Linked DNA regions of Homo sapiens: region 1 is linked to region 2. Evidence: chromatin loops called from intact Hi-C (ENCODE). Cell type or tissue: PC-9. All regions are shown on one strand. Each heading gives the region's core, and the rest is flanking DNA. Links, peaks and the distances in the headings are about the cores only. Region 1 overlaps DSG2 (desmoglein 2). Region 2 overlaps LOC105372049 (a long non-coding RNA gene).

Region 1 (11,615 bases), core at 2,422-7,421, 250 kb after region 2:
ATATTTGTTACATTCAGATTAGCCCAAACATCCGAAGAACAGGTGAAAGATTTTGGTAAGTCATGTACTTTATTACTGTCAGACTTAAAATATTTATTATTATCTAAAGTTCAAATTCAGAGTTCAAAAATTAAAAGTTCAAAATATTGCTCTTTTTTTTTAAATTAGCAATTGTGAAAAATATAATTACATATTTAAATCAGCTGTTGAGTGAGACTGCTATAGGAGTATATAAATGTCTAGATCATCTGTAAGTTGGACTTTTAAGTTGGAATTTTCTAAATAAGTTATGCTGGTTAGCCGTAAAATAAATGTTATAAAAACTGTCTTTTCTTCCTCCTGTCCCCAAAATAAGATTAAGAAGAGAAAAGTGCAGTAGGTGAATTCCAACATAAATCTGACCCACGTCAGATTTATCAGAGCAGATCACCAAACTCACTGGTCCACCCTGACTGCACTGGGTCACTTGAACTCTTCTGAACATGTACATTTCTATGACTGTAGACTACAGAGCCTTCTTTGTGGCTATGGACGCTACTACAGACCAGACCACCAGCTCTGCCAATACAAATAGAAAAGTCAGGATGTGTGACCAGAGGAAATAAACAAGTGGCATCCACTCCCTTTATTTTATCTCATTTTATTTCTTTCAGATTATTTCAGCCAAAGTTGAAAGCTCTTTAAGAATGGATTGGGGATAAACCAGGGATCCTCTGGGCAGTTTTTGATTTGACCTTCTATACAATAAAAGGGAGAAACAAAAGAATTATAAAACATTCTGCTGGTTGGAAGGTTGAGTAACCAAGGAAAGAAAATAACACAGATGTTAGATGATGGGCCTGAGGTGGGCATGAATTTAAAGAACCACTGGCAAGTGCCACGTCCTCTGTGTTTGAGTTCTAAAGATAGTCCGTTGAGCACACTGCTTACCTTCTAGTAATTTCTCGCTGAATGGACATTAGAAGCCATTATAGTGACTGAAAGTTGAAATAATGTTTTAAACTAATTTGTATTTCTCTACATCCATTTTTAATAAGGTATCTCTTAGTCTGATCTATTAAAGTTTAAGGGATCACCTCACCATAAAACCACTGAACACTTCAAGATTCTCTACTTTAAAGGAAAGACTTCTGACAGAGAACCTGTCAGCCAGGAGGAGCTGTCATCCAGTGACTCATGAGTCCTTCTGGATTCTTGTTTAAACTCATCAAGGTGACTTCAGAACAGAAAGTCTTTTCTAAAAGTGCTGACCTTGAAAACAAAGAGTACATTGATTGATGGTGTTTGGTATTCCCTCATGCCTCTGCAGGAAAAAAAAAAAAATCTTTTGCCAGATACCAGGAAGTCCAGTTTTTATAAGATGTGCAGGATCCAATGGTAGAAAAATTTTTTACATGTTTTTCAAAGCAGCAAAACTAGTTAATAAAATACTTTTTTTAGAGTTTAGCAAATTAGAAAAGCTTTTGCAGAATTTTTTGGTTCATCTGAAAACACTGCTTTGGATACAGGAACTAGCAGCTTACTTTTCCTCGTCAGTCTTAAAGTCATGTTGCAGGTGACATTTTTCTGTCACCAAGTTCCTGGTGAGAAAAAAAGTCACAGATTTAGTGTTTGGAGGAAACCTTATTGGCCATTTTGTCCAGCCACCCCTCCCATGCTTGAAACCTCTTCACAGCATCCCCACAGGAGGTGACTCAAACTTACAGAGTGGACAGGTTTTTTAAAAAGTGCCAGGGAGTGGGAATGGAGGACTAAGGCAGAGAGTTTCTGCTTGTTCCAGTCATGTTACTTGCAGTATACTACCCACTAGAGATGTACAGAATCTCCACAGTCCTCTGCAGCTTGTATTACTGTCCTGACCCTGGTTATTACAGTAGCTTCCAATCAGAGAAACGCAGCCATGGTGTCTTAACCTCGGCACTTGGCCAGTTGCAGCCAGATAACACTTAGTTGTAAGGGCTATCATGTGCATTGTAGGATGTTTGACAGCATCTCTGGTTTCTACCCACTAGATGCCACTGGCATTTATCTCCCCTACCTCGAGCCCCACCCTGGTTTGACAACCAGAAACGTCTCCAGACATTACCAAATATCCCCAGTGGCAGGAGGAGCGGGGCAGGGCAAAACTGCCCCTAGTGGAGAACGATTGGTCTAAATTAAGAATGTGTTCTGTGAGATAGAGGATCTTAAGGAACCAGATCCAAATTATTTAGAAAGCAGTGGCTGAGATCTTAACTGCTCAGTCAAATAAACAGACAGTTCCACAATTGACAAAATGTTAGTGCAGTTCTTTTTTCTTTTTTTGTACAATGAATGAAGCAAATATTTCAGTCCATAACACCTTACTAAAAGCATGCTACTGCAATACGTGCTATAAAAATGCAGATAGCAGAACCCTCTTACCTAGATTCCAAGACAACCTTGACTTTAAGATGCACATCAATTCTTCTGATGTTTTAGTGTAACATACATCCAGAAAAGTGCACATATCACGAGTGCACTGAATCTTCACAAACTGAAAACACCATGTCACCAGTAACGAGGTGAAGAAACAGATTGCCAGCATCCCAGAAGGCCCCTTGTGCTCCCTTCAGTCCCTACGATCCCCCTGATAGCCGCTGTCCCAATTCACAGCAGATTAGCCTTGCCTGTGTCACGCTGGCTCCCTAGATGCTCAGCAATTTAATACCAGCCTTTTGAGAGAAGAAAAGAAACATTACATTAAAGATGTACAAAACCTCTAATATGCATCCCAGTTCCTTAACTAAAACCGACTGATGACTCCCAAATTTTTATCTCCGGGCATAACTTCTTTTCTGAGCTACTAACTCCTATATCCAAAAGGCCATTCACACAGAACACATAAAAACGGCTCTTACCTCCCATTTCACCCCTCCCTCAACACCACCCCTGTCTCCTGCCTCACCTTCAGCTTACCCCATCCCTCTCCCCATTCTGTCTCATCTCTGGAAATGGTGCCTTCACTCACCCAGGTGTTCCGGGTCAAAATTCTAAGGGTCATCTATATTTGCCCTCATTCATTCCATTCACAGGTCTCTGTTGCCTCTGCCTTCAAAATAAACACTGGAGATATCTACTTTCTTTCATCTTTACTGCAACTCCCAGGGTTTAAGCTAGTGTTATGTATTGCACGTGCTTCTGCAATGATGCAATGACTACAGTCTGGTCTCTATACATTTGTTCTTGCCACTTTATGGCCTGTTCTCCATACAGTAGCACCAGCGAGCTTTTTCAAACATAAACTGGTTGTATCATTTCCAAACATAAAAGCTTCCAGTGGCTTCCTCTCACACTCAGGATAAAACCCAAAGTCCTCTCCCTGACTGGGTACTGGCCTATCCCTGTGACATCATCATCACTGATTCACCACCGCATGGCCTGGGCGTTCCTTTTGCAGGGCTCTGCCTGACTGGCTTCCTCATACCATTCACGTCTCTGTGCAGATGCAGCCCCTTCTGAGAGTTTTCCCACACTTCCAAGTCACTCTCTACTATCCTGACCCTGCTTTAATTTTTTTTATTGCTCTTATCAAAACCTGGTCTGTCTTTGTCTCCCCAGTATGTAAGCATCCAACAGGGTAAGAATATTGTGTTACTTAACATATCCTACAAGCTCAGGAAATTGAGGGTATGAATTAATTCAAACTTGCAGAAATTTTAAGATAAGGACCATGCAAAACTTAGAATTGAGGAAATGTCTCATAAATTCTGTTTATTGAATGCCAGTCACTGCAATAGTTACATTTCATATATTTCTTTAATTTGCACATCAGCCCTGCAAAATGGATGTATCCTAGTTAGGTGGCTTTCAGATGCAAGTAACAAAACCCAACTAAAACTAGGTTAAAGAAAAGAATGTTGAATATCAATCGTAAGAAAAAGTTTAGAGAGAGAGTTGGTCCAAATTTGAACGATTCTGTAACTTAAAGCCTTTATGGTTTCAGTTTGGCTTCTCTAGCATTTCATTAGCTTTCCCCTCATGGTCACAGCATGGCTGTAGCTATTCCAAATGTCACCTCCTCACTCAACAGTCTCCAGAGGCACTTAAATAGGAAGGTTATGCATGTGCTTCTCTTCTAATCAGTGAGGAGAATCTTTTGTAGGGTCTCCTGATACCTCATTGACCAAAATTCTCTTACACATTTATGCCTAAACCAGCCAATATCAAAGTAAATGGGCATACATACCATGCTTTGTCATGCCAGTCATTCAGCTCCATGAGCTAGGCAGGGTCTACCTGAGAGTACAAAGTAGAGTTTTATGAACACTGAAGATGAGAGAAAATGCCAATAAGCTAGACAATTGAAAATGTCTGCCACAGTATGTATTACTCTCCTGTTACAGATAAGGAAATTCAGACTAAAGCATCTTGTCTGGCAGGATCTCCTCCCCGCTTCCCTCTGCCCTGAGGATGGGTTAGACTTAATGACTCACTCCCAAAGAATGGAATAGGGACTGGGAAAAATAGTAACTTTACAACGGAGAAACTGCAATCAGTACCTTAGCCAGTGGTGTCATGTGGCTATTGCACACCAGCTAGTATGGTGTGACAGAAAGGGCACTTCAGCTCTGTGATGTTCTTTCCAAAAATGCATAATACTGATCTAATCGTGAGAAAAACAACAGATAAACCCAAATTGGAGGACACTGTGCAGGATACTCAGCCAGTATTCCTCAAAACCGTCAAGGTCATGAGAAACAAAGACTGGGAAAGTGTCAAAGACCAGAGGATATAAAGGAGAAGTGATCACCAAATGCAATGTGGAATCGTAGATTGGATCCTGGAACAGCAAAAGAACATTAGTGGGGGAAATGGTAAAATCAGAATAAAGTATGGAATTTAGTTAACAGTGCATTAACTAAATGCACCAATGTTAATCTCTTAATTTTGACAAATGTACAGCAGCTATTTAAGATGTTAACATATGAGGAAATTGGAGAAAGGAACTGCTGGTACTATCTTTGCAACATTTCTGTAAATCTAAAACTATTCCTAAGTAAAAACATATTTTAAAAGAAATGTGTGCTAGGTAATTGTTGAAACTGGATGTTAGCTATATGGGTGTGCATGTTACTATTCACTCTGCTTTTATACATGTTTGCAATTTAAAGTGATTTTAATGTTAAAAATACATACATTAATGAAATATATTTTATGAGTTTCTGCCTTCGAGATACTAGCAGTCAAGAGTAACAAAAATTCTTGTGCTGACTACTGAAACAACAATGGATAAGGCAGACTTCATTGACTGTTGTTTGTACCTAAACAAACAAATGATATTTCATGTCACATTCTACAATCTTGCTCCTCAAAATTTGGTCTGAGAACCCACAACATTGCTATCATCTGAAACCTTGTTAGAAATGCAAAGTGTAAGGCTGACCTCTAGACCTACTGAATTGGAATCTTCCTTTTAACAAGGTCCCCAGTGAACAAAATACACATTAAAGTTTAAGAAGCACTGTTGGTAACCATGTGATTTTCTGCATTTCTGAGCAAATCACATCTAGAAAGTAAATTCCAATAAAAATCAGTGAAGATGCTCATATGATGAATTTACGTTTGACTAGAGGACTGTAAATTACTTCCGTTTTCTTATATCCTAGTAAAACACATGACACTTGGTCAGAATAATAATATTTACTTAAAATAACATGTAAATTATACCCTCTTGCTAGGGCCGGTAAGATTGTAGGGAAGAATAAAAGTAGCAAATATTCAGTGCAGCCAACTACTTAATATGGCCTGTATCAAAGAGAAGAGTCTGATGGTTAGAAGGATGGGCAAGAAATATATTAAATTTTTTTGTTTGTTTGTTTGAGACAGAGTCTCACTCTGTCGCCCAGACTAGAGTGCAGTGGCGCGATCTCGGCCGACTGCAAACTCTGCCTCCCGGGTTCACGCCATTCTCCTGCCTCAGCCTCTCGAGTAGCTGGGACTACAGGCACCCACCACCACGGGCAGCTAATATTTTTTTGTATTTTTAGTAGAGACAGGGTTTTACCGTGTTAGCCAGGATGGTCTCGATCATCAGACCTCATGATCCGCCTGCCTCGGCCTCCCTAAGTGCTGGGATTACAGGTGTGAGCCACTGTACCCGGCCTAAATATACTAAATTTTAAGGCTGTTCCCTGATGATGTGGACACTGGGACCTCTCTGATCCAGGCACTGATCTTTCTCTTCAAAAATTCCCACCCAAGGAACATGCAGAGAGAAGTGATCTATCTCAGCATTGCTTTCCCTTGCTTTTCATACCATGCCACCTTTGAAAATACATAAATTTGGGGAGCACCACTTTGGTTAGAGACATCTCTGGCCATTGCTAGCTGGGCAAGTTAATAGTAGACAGAATGAAGAAGAGATCATAGATCTGATCATAAAATAGAGAATTAGCCATGATTGTTCATCTGCCCCAGAGAAGCCCACACTAGAAGCTGAACATCTGCTCTCCTTGAGTTTCTCTTTGGAATGGAGAGCCAAGAACATGAACTGACAATGGAAAGGAAAGAAAGAGGCTGAAAGATTCACTTGTGGAATGGACCCTACAGGAAGCTTTCAAATGAATGCAAAGGATGTGAAAGAGACTTTGAAATTTTAGGGAATGCCTTGTTTCCCATGATGTACCAACTAGGGCTTTGTGGATCCATGTGACCATGCAGATGGGAAAAGGCAAACAACTGAGAAAAGCTACACCAAAGACAGAGTCCAGTGAATTAATGCATAAATGGAAGGTGGAGTAGTGGGAGCAATACATATAGACAATAATTTCAATTTGGAATTATAAGTAAGAGAGGGATATAGAGCAATAGATTGTTAACAGAAACAAGAGAGGGATCTGGTTTTTTTTTTAAGATAAGGAAAACCTAAATATATTTGGTTTGCCAATCAGAAGGAAATAAATGTATTGATTAGCCAATGGAGAAGGAAGATAAAAGGTTAGTGGAAGGATTAAGGTTCTTGAAGATAAATGTGGGAGAACAAATAGAGTTGCAAATAAAGCACACAAACGATGGTTTGCCTTGGAAAGGAGTCAGGACACCTCTTCTGTGGGGAAAGAAGGGAAGGAGAGGATGACTGAAGATAGTCTCAGTCAAATAATACATGGGGTCATCTCATAAGAGTGAATAGGTACAGAGGTGTGACTAGAGTCATCTCCTAAAGTTTGGAATGCCTATTTTAGAAATGCAATAAGGGTAAGGCAATGACAAAGTGACGATATAATTTATAGTGTGAGCACACTTTTGAGGATGAAAGGGTTGTTAACAGATGGAATGCCTCACAGCAGGTGTCAACCTAGACTCTTCTGAGCAAATGCAGACATATGGTCACACTAGAAAGGAACCGCCACCCCATGGAAAGAGCAGCTATTTGAGAGCATGAATGTGTAAGGGATCTATTCAGCCACTGTGGCCTCCTCTAGCGATATTGCCAGTACATGGTCAGAACTAAAGAGAATAATAGGTTTCTAGAGTTGAGAGGAAAAGTGAGGCAGGAATAGCAGTCATGAAAATGAAGCCTCCCTGGTGGTCACTGACAACATCTTCAGAGTGGCAGGCAGCAGTCTGCTAGCTGCTCCGGTAGAACTGTGTGCAGCGGTGGAAATGTTTTCTGTCTGCCCTGTCCAAATGGGTAGCCCTTAGCACATGTGGCTGTGGAGCAACTGGATTATTCATTTCAAATAATTGCGGTTAAAATCCAAATAGCCACAAGTAGCTACCATATTAGAAAGTGCTGGTTCAGATTGAGCCAAGAGAAGAAGGAAGCCAGCAGGGAGATTAATGAACTATAAGGAAATCCTGCCATTTGCAGCAAAACAACATGGCTGGAAGTGGAGGTCATTATGTTAACTGAATAAGCCAGGCACAGAAATACAAATACAACATCTTCTCACTTATATGTGGGAGCTAAAAGTTTTGATCTCATGGGCATCGAGAATAGAATGATAGAATCCAGAAACTGGGAAAGGTAGTGGGGAGGTGGGGGAAGAAAAGAATTGATTAATGGGTACAAATATATGGTTTGATAGAAGAAATAAGACCACTAGTTAGAAATAAGTACACTAGTTCGATAGATCAGCAGGGTGACTATAGTTTACAATAACCTATTATACATATCAAAGCAGCTAGAAGAGAATTATTTAAATGTTTCTAGCATAATGAAAAGACAAGTATTTAAGGTAATTGACATCCCAAGTATACTAATTATCTTTACAAATTATATGAATGTATTAAATTATCACATGTATTCCAAAACTATGCACATCTTTAATGCATCAATTTTTAAAATTATTATTTTACAGTGCAAAATATTCAGAAAGCAAGATGGGAGTTTTTTGGGCAAATTTAAGAGTAAGCATAACTGTATTTAGAACAGTACTAGGTCATGATGAAGTCCCAAGTGTGACAGTGCCTATGAAGAACCAAAGAAAAGAGTTGGTGGGACTGAGGATGCTGAGGAACCGAGAAGTCAGAACATGGGCTGTCCGTGTGTGTGTGGTGTGTGTTTTTTTGTGTGTGTATAATGCACACACATCCATAGGGATGGTGGGAGTTAGCTGGGTGTGGGGTACATTACATACTGGTGGCCTCGAGGAAAAGTAAGCAGGTCCTGGAGAACACAAGATAAAAACCATAGGATGCGGAGTAAAGGATGAGAGAATGTCTAAGATTTCACAAGGCAGATTATTTTGTTTGTTTTTTAAGATACTGTTTTCTGGAGGAGTCAGTATGGATCCAGGAGAATATAGATTTCTCCTCGGGCACTTCCCATTAGGGAAGGCAATGGGAAAAATTAGTTTCCTCTTGACAAAGAATAGTAGTAGTGGTTAAACTTTTTTTATGTCTATAATATTCAATGCAGTAGGTTATTCATGAACAATGTTTTCACACTGAATTGAGCAGTAAATTGGCTAAATATCAAATAATTTTATTTTACAGATCTGCTTTAACGTTGGAAGTGGACTTCACTTACAGGTGAGGAAACAAAGGGATTATTTCTGCCTTCTGACTCAGGAGGGTTAATTCCATGGCAAACAGGTTGACTGGGCTTTACTAGATTGAAGACACATGTTGTATTAGACCCAGCCATTCCCATTCAAACAAGTGCAGAGGAGCTTATCCAGGGGTATTCAGTGCAGCAGTTTTTGACAATGTAAATATCCACCAATAGGTGAATGTTAAAACCATTTATGGTACATGAAAGAATGTCCATGACGAGGTGCTGAATGAAAATCGGGGCAAAATAAGATATATAGTGTAAGTCCATTTTTATAGCAAAAAGACCTTTATGCATCTGTGTATATATGTGCAACTGTATAGTTATGAAAAATCATAAAAGATATTAATCAAGCTGTTAATGAATACTTTGTGAGGTATAAATGAAAAAGTAATTTCAATTTTTTGTCATAGAAAATTTTGTTCAAGTAAAAAAAAAAATCAATGACCTAGTGATAACCAGAGTACATATTTTGAAGTAAAATACCTATTACATAGAGCAACAAAATGAGTAAAATGATAAACCAAACCTAGTATAAGGATTATTTCTGATCTTAAGATCCCAGGTCAGCTGTATTGAAATTTCCCTTGGATAAAATATATATTCACCTGTAAAACCCAACTGGAAATTTATAGAATGGTTTTCTGCCTAAGGTTCTGAAAATGAAATGGGAAATTTAATTCTTTACCCAATCCTGAAAACAATAAATTCATTAACTGGCAGTTTCCCTGGTTTTAGTCAAGTTTATATCAATAGATTACTAAGATTTAGCCTTAAAAAACATTTAGTAATTTATTTTTAAACCACAAACCACCACAGAAAAATGAAACTTCATTTTCAGTTAATAAGAAAAAACGTTTTTGACATGATCTGTTATTTTTTACTTTGCCAATTTGTAAGGCTACTAAATGATTCTTTAAACTTTTCAAACTCTCACTCTGGGAAATCATTTCTTACAGTTAAAAACAAAATTCTACTGTCTGGGCACAGTGGCTCACACTTGTAATCCCAGCACTTTGGGAGACTGAGGCGGGCGGATTGCTTGAGGCTTGAGTCTAGGAGTTCAAGGCCAGCTTAGGCAACATGGTGAAACCCCATAGCTACTAAAAATACAAAAATTAGCCAGATGTGGTGGTGCATGCCTGTAATCCCAGCTTCTTAGGAGGCTGAGGCAGGAAGATGGCTTGATCCGGGGAAGTCAAGGCTACAGTGAGCCAAGATCATGCCACTGCACTCCAGCCTGGGTGACAAAGCAAGACCCTGTCTCAAAAGAAAAAATAAACCAGAAAAAACCCTACACTTTTACTAGCTTGGAGACAATCTCTTGAGGCCCTATGCAGTTTGCTAGAATATATATATTCCCTTTTAGACAATGAAGCCTCATAGGAAATACGAAGCATACCTTAAAATTTGCACTATTTAAAAGTTTATTATGTTATAGGACAGCATACTAATGTTCTATATTTATGACACATAATAAATTTTGGCAATATTCTATTGTTATAGGTCTTAAGCACAAGAAATGAAAATAAGCTGCTTCCTAAACATCCTCATTTAGTGCGGCAAAAGCGCGCCTGGATCACCGCCCCCGTGGCTCTTCGGGAGGGAGAGGATCTGTCCAAGAAGAATCCAATTGCCAAGGTACCTCCTAAAGAGGAACATGAAATACATGCATATGACTAAAATGTGGTGTGAGAGGACTTTTATGTCTACTTTAAGATTTAAGGAAAATGTATGATGTGCTTACAGAATTTTTAAATATTCAAGATATATCTGAAAATTAGCAGAGCTTACTTTTTAGCATAAAGTATCAACTTTAAGATTCTCTTTCCCATTCCGGAAGATGCAGCATCATTGGCAAAAATATAGATAACTTTGAGTTTTGATTTAACTAAGAGTAAAGGGATTTGGCACTGGTAACACAAAATGTTCAGTGCTCAAAAGAGGATGTCATAAAATGTCATTTTCAAGATGAACTGGTGTCTATTACTAGGTAGGGGGACCATCTTCATCTGCCTGAGACAGTCGTGGTTTATGCCTGCTCTCCTGGCTTAATAATTAATATCTGTGTTTTCACTCTCAAGGGGTCCAATTTTTTTGATAAATTATGTGATAGTGTTGCTACTCTATATTTCAAAGTTGGCATGCACAAACATAAACCCTTCATTTTTTTCCCCCCAAAGCTTTTCTTCATAAGTTCTACCCATTTTGGTAATTGATGCTATAATTCTCTCCAGTTTTTCAAGCCAAAAATGTACCACACACTATCAGTTCTATTCCAAAAATATATTCCAAATCTGCTGCTTCTCTTCAACTCCACTGCCATTCCCCTAGTCCAAGTCATGTCATCTCTGGCCTGTATTACCAAAGAACTTCAGAAGGAAATTGTCCATAAAAATATTTACCTGTAAATTATAGAGAATCACTTCTTAGGCTTTTGGCTAAGATCAAATCTAGTAAATTACAGAGAGTTCAACCTGAAACATTCCTGTTATTTTTATGTTAGATACATTCTGATCTTGCAGAAGAAAGAGGACTCAAAATTACTTACAAATACACTGGAAAAGGGATTACAGAGCCACCTTTTGGTATATTTGTC
Region 2 (11,615 bases), core at 3,808-8,807:
AGCTGGGGATGGTGGCTCAGGCTTGTAATCCCAGCACATTGGGAGGCTGAGGCAAGTGGATCATTTGAGGTTAGGAGTTCAAAACAGCCTAGCCATCATGGTGAAACCCCATCTCCATTAAAACACCAAAAAAAAAACAATTAGCAGAGTTGGTGGCGTGTAGTTGAGGCAGGAAAATCGCTTGAACCTGGGAGGCGGAGGCTGCAGTGAGCCGAGATCGCACCACTGCACTCCAGCCTGGATGACAGAGTGAGACTCTGTCTCAAAAAAAAAAAAAAAAAAAAAAAAAAGTCTAAGGATGAGAATGAAGGGAAGTCCTAAGATGAATCTGATAAGGAGAGCAAGCAGCCCAAACTGCAGCCCAGGTAGAATACTCCAGGAGGGAAACTTAAAAAACAAATCAAGCAAACTAACAATTAAACAAATTTTTAAAACTGAGTGAATGATTACCTAAGCTTTCAGAGTTCTGCAAATGTTGAGGATGACTTAATGAAAAATACATAGAAATGTAAGCATCAATTGTTAACGAATTCCAAGAGAAATGAAAAATTACACAAAAAGGATATTACCTGATTCAGCTGTAAATAATGCATATGAAGTCACAATAATATAAGCACTGAATTTTCATCTTAGTAAAAATTATGGAATAACCAAATTGGGAGGATGAGTTGAAAGATAAATATCTGCGTGAAACGAATTTTTCCACTTGTTGGTTTTAAAGAGAGCTAAATGATGGTCTCATTTTCTGTAGAAGGAATTTAATAGATTATATCTCAAATTTTGAACCGAAGAGAAGTCAACATAAGTACATTTAACAATGGGAAAGAAATCCCAGAAGATCAGAATTCAAAGAGGTTGCCTCTGGTGGGTAGGAATCAGGGATATGTAGGGATTGGACATTAAGACTGCTACTTTTTCTCATACTCTTGTCATTTCGACATTTTAAAACATATTTTTTATAATTGTGGACCAGCAGTTGGCAGATCCCGATTTAAGTCCAGTCTGGTTATTCAGGAGTCCAAGCAGGTTTACTGGGTCCCTTGAACTGTATTCCCCAAATTCCAGAGCAGTTTCTAGAACAAAATAAGGAATCTCCAAATATTTGCTCCAAAACACCTTCAGGCATGTTTTGAGCATATTTTCTGAACCCAGAAGCCCCAAATTCTTGACAAAGTGTAGCATAACCATATCCTGTTCCCAAACCACGGATTGTAAAGATTTGTGCTCAGCCAGACTCCTGCCCTCTGCAGCCCCCTGTTAAATGGATTCAGCAGACTGAGAAACAGTAAGGCTCAAAGTGGCCCATCACTTTTAAGAGATTTATCTGACAAGGTGGGGAATTTCCAAGGCATCTGAGGATTTCCTAAACTTTCAGAGACCCTGCAGGCTCAGGTTTCAACATGAGTCCTTGAGACAGTTCTGAATAACCAATAGAAGGGATGGTTCCACATGCCCAGAGCCAGGAGGGCAGGACGGGAGGGCACGCTCCCTTATGGCATGGAGTGTCTATTGGGGTAAAGAAAGAGCAAGGTCATTCGTTCTTAACTCAAATATATATCCATGTACCCAACAAATGTTTTCACAATAACTTTTAAAATCTTGTCTATCACACTTTAAAAGACTGAATATTCGTGTCCATTTAATTATTTTTAAAACTGGTGTTTTTGGAAATTTGAATATAAATAAAATAAAAAGGGAAGATGGAAGAAAATGGTGTCTGGCATTGTGTCTTATAGCACGCATCTCTGTTTTTCTGTGTCTCATGATGGTTGCTATTTACAAAGCAAACCACACCTCCTTAACATTTCTCCCTCAACTACAGATCCACATTCTTCCCTTATCAGGGTCTGGTTCCTCCTAATCAACCTAATGTTTAACTAAAGTAACTCATGCTTGTTTTACTTATTTGGCATGCTTTGCCTCCTCTGAGAAAATAATTTACACATTGAGCTGTTTTGAGTACACATTTTATTCAACTGTATATAGATATTTTATATTTATAAATGTACATCATTTTATAATGTTTCAGCCTATTTAACTTAATTACAAACAGATATAGCAACTGTCTGCAAGTCGTATTACAGTTGTAAAGTAAGGATGCATTGGAAGAGCTTCCTATTAATATAAATTACTTTTAAAAAGCTGTTTTATATCAATACAAAAAGTCTTAAATTTTGAAAGCATTAATTGTATCTTTTATTCACAACACCCTGATATTGGGCAAGATTTCAAATCAAAAGAATCCAAACCCAATTATTCCAGTAGAGATGATCATTTCCCATTCTTTGGCTAGTGACTGGATTTTTAATAACCTAAAACCTCGTTGTAAATCTTTGACTATAGCAGCCTTCAGGGAGCTTTGTGGTTTGGATTTTCGGCTGCTATCCCTAGTTGCTATCAGTTAAGGATAGAGCCCTGAACCAACTAGAACCATGTGGAGGACTCTGACGCCATGTTTACTATTCCATTACCTCCCCATATCAAAATAATGAACAAGCAAGAAAAAAATGGTATAAATTACCTAGAGGAGAATGCACAAATCTTAGTTGCACAGCTCAATGAATTTTGACATAAGTATATCCCCATATGTATATCCCCAAATTTGACATATGTATATCCCCAGGTGACAAATATCCAGATCAAGAACACATTGATCACCCAAGAGAACTCCTCCAGGCCTCTTAGTGGCCCTCCCCTGTCCCAGATGTAAGTTCTTTTCTGATATCTATCACCATGAGTTAGTTTTGCATGATTTTCAAACGAAGTTAATACAAGCGAAATTATAGTCTATACTCTTCTGTGCCTGTTTTCTTTTGAAATTAATATAACATTTTTGAGATAAACATAAGACCTAAGTATGGAAAAAACAAAGTAAAATGACCTTGCTTCTAAGACACCTTGATTATGTATTTAAAAGTCCAAAAGCATTTGGAATAAAACGCCTATAAATAGTGAGATATTTAGCAAGGTCAAGAGATACAACGTCACTATACAGTAATCAATTATATCTCACTATATGTTTTGAATAACTTTATGGTTGATCCAATAATAAATTATTTGCTGAAATGAAAGTGTTCTTAAATATACACCCAGTGACACATAGAAACATAACTCTAAAACAAACATGATTAATGAGGTGAAAAAAGACCTAACATATCCCTAATACCTAGTAGACAATTAAGGTTTGTTTTTCTTGTTTTTGAGACGAAGTCTCACTCTGTCGCCCAGGCTGAAGTGCGGTGGTGCAATCTAGGCTCACTGCAACCTCTGCCTCCTGGGTTCAAGCAATTCTCATGCCTCAGCCCCTCAAGTAGCAGAGACGACGGGCACGCACCACCACGCCTTGCTTATTTTTGTATTTGTAGTAGAGACCATTTCACCATGTTGCCCAGGCTGTTCTGGAACTCCTGGAATCAAGCAATCCACCCACCTGGGCCTCCCGCAGTTTGAGGATTACAGGAATGAGCCCCCGCGCCTGGCCAAGATTTTTTTTTTTTTAAATAAAGTACTAGGCAATGCACATAAGAAAATATTAGCTCTTATATTTATCATTTTGTCCTTCCTTTGAGGAACTTTTTAAATATTATATATAATATATGTCATATTATATATATCATATAATATATAGTGTATCATATATGTAATATATTATATATTATATATTTATAATACAATTTAAAATGCTATATTATATATAATATTTTAAAATTACATTCACATAGAAATAAGGATATATGTATATATCTCTTTATCACAAAGTATTTCATAGAGTATGAACCACTGGAAATGGGACTTTGTGTTTCTATTCTGTGCTTTTAAAAAAAGATCATCTTATGAGTAAGGAATAAAATGGAAAACATTTAGATTATCTTAAAAACTGAACTACCTCTATACACTCAGGGTGCATCTGTGTGGATGTGCATGTGCACATGTTCTTTTTTTAGAAATTATTAACACTCAGAAAAATAAATGGCCAAATGAAACAGGGGGAAGTCTTAAATAGATGTAATCAAGTGAAGTAAAATGTAGGGCTGGCCGAAGACTTCGTAAAAAGCAAGGTTACCAGACAACTTATTTTCTATAACTAGATAAATGAATATAGGTGGCCATAAACACCTATCTTTTGAGTTTTCTATGTGCTAGACAGTATGCTAAAGATTTCACATTCCTCATCTCATTTAGCCTCAATAAAAACTAAAGCAGGTATTATTTCCTTATTTTATATACAAGAAACCAAGGTTTTGAGAGTTGAGGGGTTACTTCCCCAAGATTACACAATAAGTAAGTTAAAGAGACCAAGATTCAAATCAAGAGCTCACTTCTGGCTGGGTGCGGTGGCTCACGCCTGTAATCCCAGTACTTTGGGAGGCCGAGGTGGGTGGATCACCTGAGGTCAGGAGTTTAAGACCAGCCTGGCCAACATAGTGAAACCCCATCTCTACTTAAATAAAAAAAAATAGTGGGGCGTGGTGGTACGCACCTGTAATCCCAGCTACTTGGGAGGTTGAGGCAGGAGAATCGCTTGAACCCAGGAAGCAGAGGTTGCAGTGAGCCGAGATCGCGCCATTGCACTCCAGCCTCGGGGACAAGAGTGAGACTTCGTCTGAAAAAAAAAAAAAAGAGCTCACTTCCAGGCCTGGACACCATCTTCTTTGCTGCCTTCCTAAATATAAGTGAATATTCTCCATTTCCTTTTTGATCATCCTCTAAGTGCAGGGGTAAATTGTTATTTATAAGAAAATGTTCTTAAGTGTCTCAACTGCAATGAAATAGATCCTCAAAACGTGTAAGAGCAATGTGATGGAGAGACTAGATTCTAATAAATGAGGTCATAAAAACTGATGTAAAAAACTGTTATATGTTTGTTTAGCAAGCATTGACCTATAACAGTCACTTTCATGTGTGATTTTCGTGTAAACATCATAGCAACGACATAGAAAAGTAATTCCACAATTTCACAGAGGTGCACACTTGGGCTCAGAGAAGGAAATGATTTTTACTCAAAATCACAACCACTGTTTATAACTGGACAGTCACAGAGCTCCCACAAATTGAGGCACTCACTGAAAGGAAAATGCAAATGGTCAATAAAATATTTTTAAAGCCTCAACGTCATTAAAATCGGAGAAATTAACATTTCAACCACAAATCATACAAAGCTTTAACCATCAAACTGACAAATGTAAAGAGTTCAAACTTTTCCATTGATGAAAGGATGTTCAGAGAAAGTCACTGCACAAAAAGATGTTTAAAAGAGGTGTGAGGGGGATTTAGAGGTGGAGTACAAAGAAATAATTAACTTTGTGTAATTATTATGAAATTGCAGTGGTTAAAATAAAACATGTTCCTTTTGTGAAAGAAAAAAAGACTCTAATAAGCTAATGTTTTTTGTATAGGTATATGTGTTTTGGAAGAATGTTAATTCAATGGAAACATAAAAATGTGACTATACATAGCAAGATATGTAAAGAAACACTTTTTAATTATTATTTTTCTATAATATTAGTCTTCAGGTCATGATGAGAATTGAGGAAACTGAGGAGTTTATTGTCAATTCCAAAACTCTTTTTAAATCCTTAGTTTTGGGCAAATTTACATTTGTGATGAGCTATGACTTTGAACAGTACTATTTCAACGCAGTATTAAGTGAAAATTATTTTTGAAATAAAAGCATGATTTATTTGATCACATCTTATGGAATTAATTAAGCATAACTATATTAATTGCTACATAACTGAGAGCAAATTAATTGTAAGTAAATTACTTTATCACTGAATCCCTTTTAAGCAGTAGTATTATTTAATTATTGATCACTTGTAGTGGTTAATATATTTTGCAAATTCAGGGATGATACTTAAAAGTATATAAAATTTGCATCATGTCTTCTTTAATGAAAAATGTTTTTTTCTCAATGGAATAACAAAGCACATTTCAAATGTGTTCCAAAATAGAATTTGTAAATATTAACAGTACTTTTCAATTCTCTCTTATTAGGTAAAAAAAAAATTATAATTTGAGCACAGAGAATTTTCAATGCCCCTTAAACAGAAATGTCTTCCTTAATATCATAAATACAAAATTATCATAAGGTAAAATTTCCTGAAGGTGGCAGCATCCTAAGCAAATCTGTCTCCAACCTTTGCAGCAGGCAGTTTTTATGTATGGAGTAATATTACATTTCCTAATAAAAGGGATTAACAACAATACCACTCATTAATAATTATGAAAACAATGTAATAGTACTCATCATGACATGATTTCTTGAAGATTTATACAGTATAGTCTCTACTGAGGAATACATAAGTTGAACTCAATATAAATATTTTTTCAAGGTTTTTCTGAAATCTGTGAAGATTTCTGTTGATTCTCTGATTACACTAATTTTTTTTCTTGCTGAAACGTTATCTAAGTGAGAAAGTGACAGGCATACATTTTAACGTTCTAACTTTCATTTTGAGTCATACTTTAGACAAAAATAATAGGCCGGGTGCGGTGGCTCACGCCTGTAATCCCTGCATTTTGGGAGGCCGAGGCGGGCGGATCATGAGGTCAGGAGATTGAGACCATCCTGGCTAACACGGTGAAACCCCGTCTCTACTAAAAATACAAAAAGTTAGCCGGACGTGGTGGCGGGCACCTGTAGTCCCAGCTACTCGGGAGGCTGAGGCAGGAGAATGGTGTGAACCCGGGAGGCGGAGCTTGCAGTGAGCTGAGATCGTGCCACTGCACTCCAGCCTGGGCGACGAGCGAGACTCCGTCTCAAAAAATAATAATAATAATAATAATAATATTAATGCCAATTCCTTCTACATATTTCTTGAAATGTGAGGAAAATAATGATAACAAATGCTATGACTATGATTTTTGAAACTAAGAGTGGGCCCATAAATTGGGAAATAAATCTTAATTTAAACATTGGGTTTTAAAGTACTTACTCAATTCACTTCACAGTTACTTTGAAATAAAACCCCACAAACTTTTCTTATCTGACAATAAAATATAGTTTGATGATTTACTTTTGAAACTGTAATGCACTACACAGGTGGTTGTGGCTGTTATCATTATTTTTAAAAGCCAAGTTTCCACATCTGTACTTTGTGATCAGGGACTCTAATAGCAAGAAATAGTTGTATCATTGGTCAACAGAGTTATTTTGAACCTAGGTATTTTCCTTCAAAATGAGATGTGCTTTCCCCCGTCATAATAATTTTGATTCCATCACTTCTTTGTTATTCCATCTCTAAAAATGAAGATAAACATCTAAATTCTACAGTGTTTGGTCAATAACCTCCCTATTTAGATTTTAGTGCCCATTCATCATTATGCATATACCAAATTAGATTGCTGTAGAAGCAAATGTTTCTCAGAAAAATAATGAAACCCTTTATTTCATAGGTTCAGAGACATGTTGCTTCTTTGTAAATGGTAACTTGCCAGCCAGCTAACCCACGGTTAAGCAAAGATAAACTCCCTGGAAGGCAACAGATGTAATCTCAGCATTATTTTTTCTTCAGAGTTTTCCCAACCAGAATTTTTGTCTCTATTCCTGTTGCATTTTCATGTTTTCTTTCTTTCCATTTCTTTCTTTCTCTTTCCCATACTCTTCTGCATATGATTATTTTCTTCCTTTTTTTTTTCTTTCTTTTTTTCACCTCTGTCCTTCTCTCTGCAGTTTCTGATGCTGTGAACCTAGTGAATATTAAGGGACTTTCCTGGGGTATTTCCCAGAGGTTGAAGAAAAGCACCAGGACTGTGAAGTCACAGAAGCAGCCACAACACAGACTCTGGGAGGATGGGAAATGGCTAAAGTCATGATTTAGCCAGATGTTACAGAGTACAGGAAAAATAGAAAGTGAAGACCGGAAAAGTTCTATGCACTTTACTGAAATTGAAAACCCAAAATTCTCAACATGTTCATCCAATAAATTTTTTATATATATTTGGGATAAGTAAATTAAAATTGTATAAAAGATTTGTCTTAAATTCCTCAGCTAATATAGACAAAGTAGTACGACTGCACAAGCATTATCATAGATTCAGATGCGGGTATGGAGAGAGAAGAACTGGTCTGCTTTATTATATATTTTGCCAAATAGAGCTTATGGAAGAGAAGATATAAGAAAAATAATGAGGAACCTGTTTTAAACTGGATATGGGATAACTTCAGCATAAGTGATAGAATAGAAGAGAGAAAAGTAAAAAAAGGAGAAAACAGGCATGACTGACTAGTATGGGAATGTGAAAGAAATAAGAAAGAAATAAAAGTAGAAATGCAAAAAGCAATGGAAGGGTTCATATAAGTGATCAATAATTGCATCAGAATAAAATTAAGGGATATGGCCAATGGGGAAAAAGGATAATCAGGAGATTATCTGATTATAAAAGATAATGTTTGGAATAAGAGAGAGAGAGCAAAGGAAAGAGAGACAGAGAGAGAGAGATGATCAAGAGACCTGGGGAAAAAAATCTTGTTGACTGAAGTAGTAAGGTGGAAATAAATTTGGAAAGTAACATGGAGGAAGAAGCAGTAAAATGTTGTCATGAATAAAAGGAGAGCTGGTCTGAGATCATCTGCCAAGTGGAGGAGATGTGGACACCTGAGACAAAGGAAATATCAGTGACTACTGAGCGAGGAGTTGGAGCTTTGCCATAAACCAAGTAAAGTGAAAACACTAGTTCTTGCCAGCAAGCTGACTTTCACATGAAAGGGCAACAAACACATAATTTAATTATCATTGAAAGCAAAAATGACACCAACTGTGTTTTAAACTCTTCCTCATCTCATGGGATGTGATAATAAGTGAATCATGACAGCATCAAGCTCATTTCTGGTGCTTCACTAAAGTAACACAGTAAAAACATTAGCAGTCAAGAATTTGTGTAATTATTCAGTATCATCTTCCTGGAAAATTTTAGATACTTTGCAATTGAGATGCATTTACATGTTTCCTGATTCCTTCTTCAAAATAAAGGTCCATATGCAGTTTTTTGCCAAAACGAACAGAGAACGGAGAGGCAAAGCAGAACTACCCCAAGCTAACCTCCTTTGCCCATGGGTAGAACAGGCTTGTCACACCGAAAGTGAAAAACTCCCCATTAGAATATTGACTCTCCTCTGTAAACATCCAGTACAAGGAAATAAGAATACATGGATGCAAAGTAAACTCTTAGTTTCTACAATTGGTAGATAAAAGCTGGTGTTAATTTTTCTTTAAGCAGCCCAGGGTGCTTGACCTCCTTGAATCTACCTATGGTGTCGGAGGAATTCGTTGACATAAAGGTCCCCCAGCTCAGCAAGAGATAAGCCAGGGAAACATTGGAGTTTATGGCCGGGTTCTCCTGATACTGTTAGAACACTAAACCTTAGGGAAAGGACTATTTTTTTTTCTTCAAACTTCAGGGAGGCAGGCTTAGAATTAATTGCCCTTCCAGACAGAGAAGAGAGAATGTGATGCCTCTGGACACAGCAGTGTCTTGAACTTAAGACAAGGACATTGCAGTGTATTTTTCTGGCCGCCTTCTTTTAGTCAGTTCTAAAGGGATTCAAAAAGCTCTTTATAAAAGCAAATTTAGAAGAAGCTCTGTCCAAACTCATAGAGTAAGTTTAATTACTTCTAAAATTAACATAAAATGTGGAAAAGTGCACCTGTTATAGGCATATGCCTCAATAAATTTTTACCAGGTAACTAGACCCATGTAACCAGCTCCTTAATCATGATCTAGAACATTACTAGAAGGCCAGCCATCACTAACTCTCCAAATGTCACCACTGGCATGAATACTGATAACAAAGTTTTGCCTGTTTTTGTTTTTTGGTTTTTGTTTGTTTACATTAAATAAATGAAATAATGCTATATGTTCTCCTTTGTGACATATAGCTTCTTCCACTCAATAGTATGTTAGTCTGATTCATCCACATATTTTGGGATTGTTCTGAGTTGGTTATTCTCATTGCTCTATAGTATTCCATTATATGAATGTGCTGTAATGTATTATTCAACCTATTATTGATGATGTTAAAAGAAAAACTTCGGCCAAATTAAATTTAAAGTAGTTTTATTGAACAATGAACAATTTGTGAGTCAAGCAGCCCTCAGAATCACTGCAAATTCAGGGAGACTCCAGGGATGCCTCAAGGTCAGAACAAATTCATAGACAAAAAAAAGGGAAGTGATGTACAGAAATCCAAAGTGAGGTACAGAAACAGCTGAATTGGTTACAGGTTGGCCTTTGCCTTATTTGAACACAGTTTGAACACTTGGCAGCGTTTGAGTGGTTGAAGTAAGGCTGCTGGGATTGGCCAAGACTCAGCGATTGTTACAGGCCCATACTCCTAAATTAGGTTTTCAATCTTGTCTACCTATTAAGTTAGATTACTGTTCATCCACGATGACTCAAATATAGAAGTATGGAGCCATTCTCAGGACATATTTAGTTTGCTTTAACGATGGACGTTTGAATAGTTTCTAGTTTGGGGACATTATTAATAGTCCTGCTATGGATATGCTTATATGTGTCTTTCAGTGTGTATATTATTCACTTCTGAAAGGGATAGGTGGAATTGCTAAGCCATAGGTTATGTATATGTTCCTGTGTTTTACTAGATAGTGCCAAATAATTTTCCAAAGTATTTCTATCAATTTATATTTTAATTGTAATGTACGAGAGCTCCAACTGCTCTACATTTTTAATAACTCTTGACATTTTCCATCTTTTTATTTTAGTTTTCTAATGGGTGACCATATGGCTTTAGAGCTGTACTGTAGGAATAGTTGAAGAGTCTCAGACCAAATCCTGAAAATTCCAGTTGTAAATGATATATTTGGGTCTCACATCCTACTCGGGTATGTGATTTTGGTGATTGAAAATAAATTGATTTCTAAAAAAACCTACCTAGCAAACAACTTTACTCATCAACAAAAACTGTGAAAAGCAGTTGTGGGGCCAATTCTTCAATTCATTACATCCAACAAACCTCCAGTTTCAAGGATTATATTTTTTCTAGTAATTTCATTTTTCTTCCGAATAGTTTTACTTTTAACCAGTCTAGTTATCTACTCTTTTATAGGTTTATCCAAAATGCTTTAGTTTTTTCAAAGCCATAAAGGAATCTTTAGAAAACTTGTTATACATGAAAATGTTGTTCATTAAGTTATTACTATATGCTATTAATCATGATAATTATCAGGGATCCAAAGATGAATAAAATAGAGTCCATTTTTCAGTGATTTACAAACTAAGGAGTAGATAATAATAGCTAACATTCTTTAAGTGTTTACTATGTATATTTTACATGTATTATCTCATTTAATACTTACAACAAATATACTAGTAGGTTCTACTATTGTCCCCTATTATAGATGAGGAAACTGAGGCACAGAGATGTAAAGAAACTTATCCAAGGTAGCAATGATGTTGAAATATGATTCAAATCTGGGAAGTCTGATTTCAGAGTACACTTTAAACCATTACGCCACCTTATGACTACAACAAAAGGTACACTAGAATATGTGCTTTAAAATACGGCTAAAAACAAAGTTATTGAGAAGATATTAAGTGGGAGAGCTGAGTTCAGACTGTGAGAGTTGGGAACTTTATGGAAATGGCCAGGTATT

Evidence for each region. Peaks named below come from ENCODE experiments on the same cell type or tissue, not always from the same donor. Only the 100,000 strongest peaks of a DNase experiment are listed, where the experiment ranks them.
Region 1: it touches region 2 in a loop (5-fold over the local background); 21 of 110 quality-filtered maps call a loop at or near these places.

What each region holds. Positions count from the first base shown.
Region 1 is chr18:31,509,281-31,520,895 of GRCh38, forward strand. DSG2 (desmoglein 2) reads left to right here. Exons shown (of 15, transcript NM_001943.5): 2 at 8,959-8,994; 3 at 10,523-10,657; 4 at 11,523-11,615. Among named protein-coding and RNA genes, the nearest start is that of DSG2, 17 kb to the left of the region's middle. RefSeq lists enhancers at 1,974-2,043, 7,046-7,589. In PC-9, for the core only: no CTCF peak of the experiment used is centred there; DNase peaks (open chromatin) are centred at 3,401 and 4,451; H3K27ac peaks cover 2,807 bases.
Region 2 is chr18:31,260,587-31,272,201 of GRCh38, forward strand. It overlaps LOC105372049 (a long non-coding RNA gene), which reads left to right. Exons shown (of 4, transcript XR_001753388.2): 4 at 1-1,711. Among named protein-coding and RNA genes, the nearest start is that of DSG1, 52 kb to the right of the region's middle. RefSeq lists an enhancer at 7,615-7,734. In PC-9, for the core only: a CTCF peak has its summit at 6,109 (motif pointing right); no DNase peak of the experiment used is centred there.